Linked DNA regions of Homo sapiens: region 1 is linked to region 2. Evidence: read pairs that join two places in POLR2A ChIA-PET (ENCODE). Cell type or tissue: GM12878. All regions are shown on one strand. Each heading gives the region's core, and the rest is flanking DNA. Links, peaks and the distances in the headings are about the cores only.

What was found. Peaks named below come from ENCODE experiments on the same cell type or tissue, not always from the same donor. Only the 100,000 strongest peaks of a DNase experiment are listed, where the experiment ranks them.
Region 1: POLR2A ChIA-PET joins it to region 2 with 8 read pairs; 2 of 35 experiments call an interaction of 5 or more read pairs at or near these places.

The regions. Positions count from the first base shown.
Region 1 is chr6:106,917,231-106,920,157 of GRCh38, forward strand. No RefSeq gene overlaps it. Among named protein-coding and RNA genes, the nearest start is that of CD24, 56 kb to the right of the region's middle. In GM12878, for the core only: no CTCF peak of the experiment used is centred there; no DNase peak of the experiment used is centred there.
Region 2 is chr6:107,220,485-107,223,411 of GRCh38, forward strand. The region is part of intron 4 of PDSS2 (decaprenyl diphosphate synthase subunit 2); the gene reads right to left. Among named protein-coding and RNA genes, the nearest start is that of BEND3, 110 kb to the left of the region's middle. In GM12878, for the core only: no CTCF peak of the experiment used is centred there; a DNase peak (open chromatin) is centred at 1,309.

The DNA.
Region 1 (2,927 bases), core at 293-2,792, 300 kb before region 2:
GTTCTCAGGCCTTCGGACCCAGGCTAGAACTATACCATTGTTTCTGCTGGGCCTCCACCTTGTGACCACAGATCTTCGGGATTTCTTAGCCTCCATAATCACCTGAGCCAGTTCCTTAATTCTTTATAATAAATATCTTTTTATACAATACATATATATGATATGTATAAATAGAATATATATAATATGTGATATGTATATATGGAATATATATTATAGGTATATTATATATAATATATGTATATAATAGATAATATATTATATATGACTATATAATATATGCATATAATGTGTTATATATGAATATATTATATGTGATATATGAATATATTATATATTATATATGAATATACATTATATAGACAGAATATAGAATATACCATATATTCTATATATGCATATATTCTATATATACATATGGAAAACTAGAGTTGGAAAACTCTAATACAAGGACTCAAATGTATACAAATCAAATCAACTCCAAACAGGACTAAGTGTAAGCATATTTTGTTCCAGGCTTTGTAATTCTCCATACAGAGCTGTGGGACTTGGTTCTGCTTTGATCTCTTACCCCTAATCTTTAGCAAAATGTTGAACGAGAAACTGGAGGTGTCTGAATGAGCTGCACATTCATCCCCATCTCCCTCATCTGTCATAAATCCATTCCATCAACTCCCCACAGCATAAAATCCTCATAACAGTTAATCCTCTTCAGCCCAAAGAGAACCTCATGAGCCATATGTAAAATACAGTCTCATTTTGTTTTTCTTCTCCCTGTTTAATTATTCACTTCATTTAGTTTTATTTTTCTCTTTCTCATTGGGCAAAGACAACTTTGTATTTGGGTAAATTAGTCTGAGGTCTAATGATAAAGGAAAAACATTTCTCTTTGACATTTATTACTATGATGAAAATTCCCAAATGTGCCCCAACCCATTAATATTTATTTCTTATTACAAATAAGCTCAGATCTTTTCTCTCATTAAGCACCTAAGATAATCCCATTTTCCTGCCAAAATAATTCCTGTTGGTTTTCTGTTTAAGCCATTGCGGAGAGAAGCAGCTGCCAGTGTCAAAAGGAAACAGGTGGCCTTGGGAACATGCTTGCTCAGAGGAGTCGGTGTGTGTGTTTCCAAGGAAACTCTATTGCATTACACTTGGCTGCTGCATGTTGTACATTTTCACATGTTTTATGTTTTTGTTTTTGTTTTTCCCCAGAATGTCCTTTCCTACCATTCCAGACTCCATCACAGCTGACTCCAGTCCATGGCATCGTTCTTCCAACCTGGAAGTGCCTCCTGAGGTTTTTCCTAATGGATCACTTTTCCTAATGGGAACCACTAATCGCTTTCCTTTCCAGCACTACGTTTTGACAACCAAATGAAAGCAGTGTCCATGGGATGTGAAAATATTTCTTTTCAGAGGCCTCTAAGCCACTGCATCTGGCACATCTGACCTGCCTCTGTCCATATGAAGGAAGAGGAAAGATTCCATTTTCTCATCCCACAAAAAATTACACAAAAACTCCAAGGCTATGCGTGGCTATGTAATGTAATCAATCATTTTCTTTCCTTTCCTCTTTATTTTTTCTTAATGTCTGCTCACATCTACTTCAGTTGTGGACTTGTTCTATTATGAAGCCTTCCTTTTTTAATATAAGGACTTGATATACATTGTACTTTGGAAATGGAAGATCTTTTTGTAAAATAAGAATCAGCTGAGAGTAATACTTGTTTCTCACCTGACTAATGTGGTTTAGTGGATTTTGTGCCACTACAGGATTTTCTACCATAAATCCTGTCACCCTAGACTGGCTTTCTGGCAAAGTCTAAACAATTAATGACATTTAACATATTGTAGTTCACATGGACACGTTAGGGATTGCCACCAGCTTGAGAAATGGTTATAAAATTAAGTTTAATGTGATAGTTGCTTTCAATAGCCACTCATTTCCCACTGTTTATATTGGCTGCTAGTTCCCAAATATGATCCAGACATGGTCGGTGGTAATTAGCAAAATCTGTTAGCCATTTTGTATTTTTTATGTAATTCTTTATCTCAAGGCAGTTTCTTTCCTGTCAGAAAAAGAGCACAGCAATCCTAGGCATCATGGAATCCAGTGTCTCCATTTTACAGAGGGCTACTGAGGTCCAGACAATGTTTTAATGTTGGATAATCAAGTAAAGATGGCATCATAGCATTTGTGCACAGCCTTAACCATTTTCTTTCATCTGATCTTCACAAAAATCCCATGAAGTTGTGCAGGATCTGGATTTTTTTAAAAATCTTATGAGGTAGGTAAGACAACTGCTGTCATCACCCTGTATTAGTTAGGGCAAAGGCTGAGCTACTATATGGAGACTAACAATACAATGGCTTAAAGAGCAAAGAAATGTATTGCTCATTCACATAACAGTGTTGAGGCGAATGGTCGAGGTTGTGGACACAGTTCTGCTCCACACAGTCATTCGGGGATTGTGAGTCCTCCTGTAGCGCAGCTCCGCCATTCTCTCAGGTATTTTTATGGTCAAAATCTGGGAGGCCACAGATCCATCCCTGGCAGGAAGATGGCACAGATGAAGGTTACCCACTGTTTTAAGACCTAGACCCAGAATTGCCATATATACCTTTCACTCACGTGCCACTGGAAAGAACATAGTCATGTGTTCCCACAGCCCCCCCTTGACTGCTGGGGGTGGGAAATGCAGGATAATGTATCCATGAAGAAGGGGAGAGTAGATTTTGGTGGATGACTAACAATTTTTACCATACTTCTCTCATTTTACAGGTGAGAAAATTAAAATTGAGAGAGGTAGCTTATAATACAGAAGTAATTAAGTAGTTTCACTTGCAAAATATTATATAATTTTGAATGGCATGTATACAAAAAAAGAGTATGGTCAATATATTAGTCAGGGTCCTCCAGA
Region 2 (2,927 bases), core at 216-2,715:
AGAATGTATATATATCAATATATAGATATAACTATATAGATACAGATATCTATATATAGAATGTATAGATAATTCTATTTCAGAATAATTGAAAGATCTCTAAAATCAAAGATTCAGTTTTGTTTATTACATATTTCTTACTGTGATTAAGACTTTATTATTCATCATTTCTACATTTTAAATTATTCAAGTAATACACGATCACTGGAAAAAAAATAGAAAATTCAGAAAACCAAGAAACGATTAATTTATAGTCCCCTGAAATCTACTACCATAAGTTAATTGGACCACAAATTAACTGTTCCTAAGTTAATCAGAAATTTTATTCCCTAAACATTATTACCTTTTATGAGTTTGGTTACTAATGAAACAAAATCCCTCATTTCCATCAGCTTGCCGTGTATATACTAAGAGAGCATGCTCTATTATAAAGGAAAAGTTAGTATAAATTGTAAAATGCCAAGAAACTAGTATGATAACCACATCCAAATCAGTACCTTCAGATACCAGATATACAGAATTGTGAAATGAATGCATGTTAGTCAGAGTAAATGAGATTTAGATATACCTATATCAGGACGGGCGCGGTGGCTCACGCCTGTAATCCCAACACTTCGGGAGGCCGAGGCAGGTGGATCACGAGGTCAGGAGATTGAGACCATCCTGGCTAACACGGTGAAACCCCGTCTCTACCAAAAATGCAAAAAATTAGCTGGGAGTAGTGGCGGGCGCCTGTAATCCCAGCTACTTGGGAGGCTGAGGCAGGTGAATGGCGTGAACCTGGGAGGCGGAGCTTGTAGTGAGCCGAGACCGCACCATGGCACTCCAGCCTGGGCGACAGAGTGAGACTCCGTCTCGAAAAAAAAAAAAAAAAAAAAAAAAAAAGATACACCTATATCATCAACTTACATATGTGCAGTTTTTACTAAGGTTTATTATACAGAAAAGGAGGATACATTCAGTGAATATTTACTTTTGACGGGATTTCCTTTTTTTTTCCTGAAAGGTGATAGATGTCAAGATACTTGTTGAATGACTATCAGAGAGAAGTATGTTAATTTTTTTTAAATGTAGGTCTCACTGTCACATGACCTTTTTGCTGAAGTAAGGCTGGTTCAAATAACATGGGAAAAAAACTGAAACTTGCAAGATGATGCTTGCTTGAGATAGTGGTACTGGTGGTTTTGCTCAGCCATATGCTGCTCTCCTACTTTACTGCTCCGAGAGATACTTTGAGTTGCTTTTCTAATGGTGGTGAGACATTTGTACATATCTACTCACATGAGAACAAACTGCACTTGTAACAGTGGCTGCTCAGGATTAAAGGTCTGGTCCATGGTCACAGAACAAAGGTGAACTAATTGGCCCGGAAAGGTGTCAAAGCCCCAGCAAGAACCTGCCAAGCCAAACTGCTACCTTTCACATAATCAGAAAAGAAGAGGTGGAAACAAAGAAGCTAGCTGCCTGTGAAGTTAAAAGTACTTTTTAAAAAAGTATGCAAATGTCGCCTGTTTTCATGCTTAGGATTTCAGATTCATATTCTGGGTCACTATCTTTATAAATACAACCTAAATTTGGGTTGGATGAGACACCAGATCTCTCTAATGACCCATTTCACCATGTTAAATGTTTGCTTTGAATTAGCCTTTTCAATTATTTTGAGAAACTGGACAGCCAAAAATTTACATACCTTATTATTTTTTTTAAAAAAGGTCAAGTATAGAAAAATGTCTATAAATCTCCACATTTGGGAATCAGAAAAAAGCAAGGAAAAGAATGCAATCTAATATCTCCTGGGAGCTAACTATGTGATGACACTTTTATGTTCTTTATTATAACAGCCCTCAGAAATATTAATTATCATTATTCCCATTTAATAGGTAAGGAGGGCCGGGCATGGTAGCTCACACTTGTAATCCCAGCACTTTGGGAGGCCGAGGTGGGTGGATCACTTGATGTCAGGAGCTCGAGACCATCCTGGCCAAAATGGTGAAACCCCATCTCTACTAAAAATACAAAAAATTAGCTGGGCGTGGTGGCAGCACCTGTAATCCCAGCTACTCAGGAGGCTGAGGCAGGAGAATCACTTGAACTTGGGAGGCAGAGGTTGCAGTGAACCAAGATGGTGCCACTGCACTCCAGCCTGGGTGACAGAGCAAGACTGTCTCAAAAAAAAAAAAAAAAAAGGTAAGATTTCAAGAATGTATTTTGACCAAGATTAGACCGTAGTATGTGGCAGAGATGAGTCTCAGAAGTATAGCAATTGGATTCCATTTTCTTAGCACATAACAGAATATATGCAATACTTAATATATCTTACGGTTTAAAAGCAGGTTGTAGACTGGGTGTGGTGGCTCATACCTGTAATCTAAGCACATTGGGAGGCCAACATGTGAGGACAGCTTAAGCCTAAAATGTCAAGACCAGCCTGGGCAACAAAGTGACACCCTGTCTCTACAAAAAAAATTTTTTTTTTTTTTTTAAGATGGAGTATCACCCTGTCACCCAGGCTGGAGTGCAATGGTGCAATCTCGGCTCACTGCAACCTCTGCCTCCTGGGTTCAAGTGATTCTCCTGCCTCAGCCTCCTGAGTAGCTGGGATTACAGGTGTGCGTCACCACACCCAGATAATTTTTTGTATCTTTAGCAGAGGCCAGGATGGTCTCGAACTCCTGACCTCATGATCCGCCCGCCTCAGCCTCCCAAAGTGCTAGGATTATAGGTGTGAACCACTGCGCTCTACAAACATTTTTTTAAAAAATTGGCCAGGCATGGTGGCTCATGCCTATAATCCTGGCACTTTGGGAGGCCGAGGTGGGCAGATCACCTGAGCTCAGGAGTTTGAGACCAGCCTGGGCAACATGGTGAAACTCTGTCTCTACCAAAAATACAAAAAACAAGCCAGTTGTGGTGGCATGTGCCTGTGG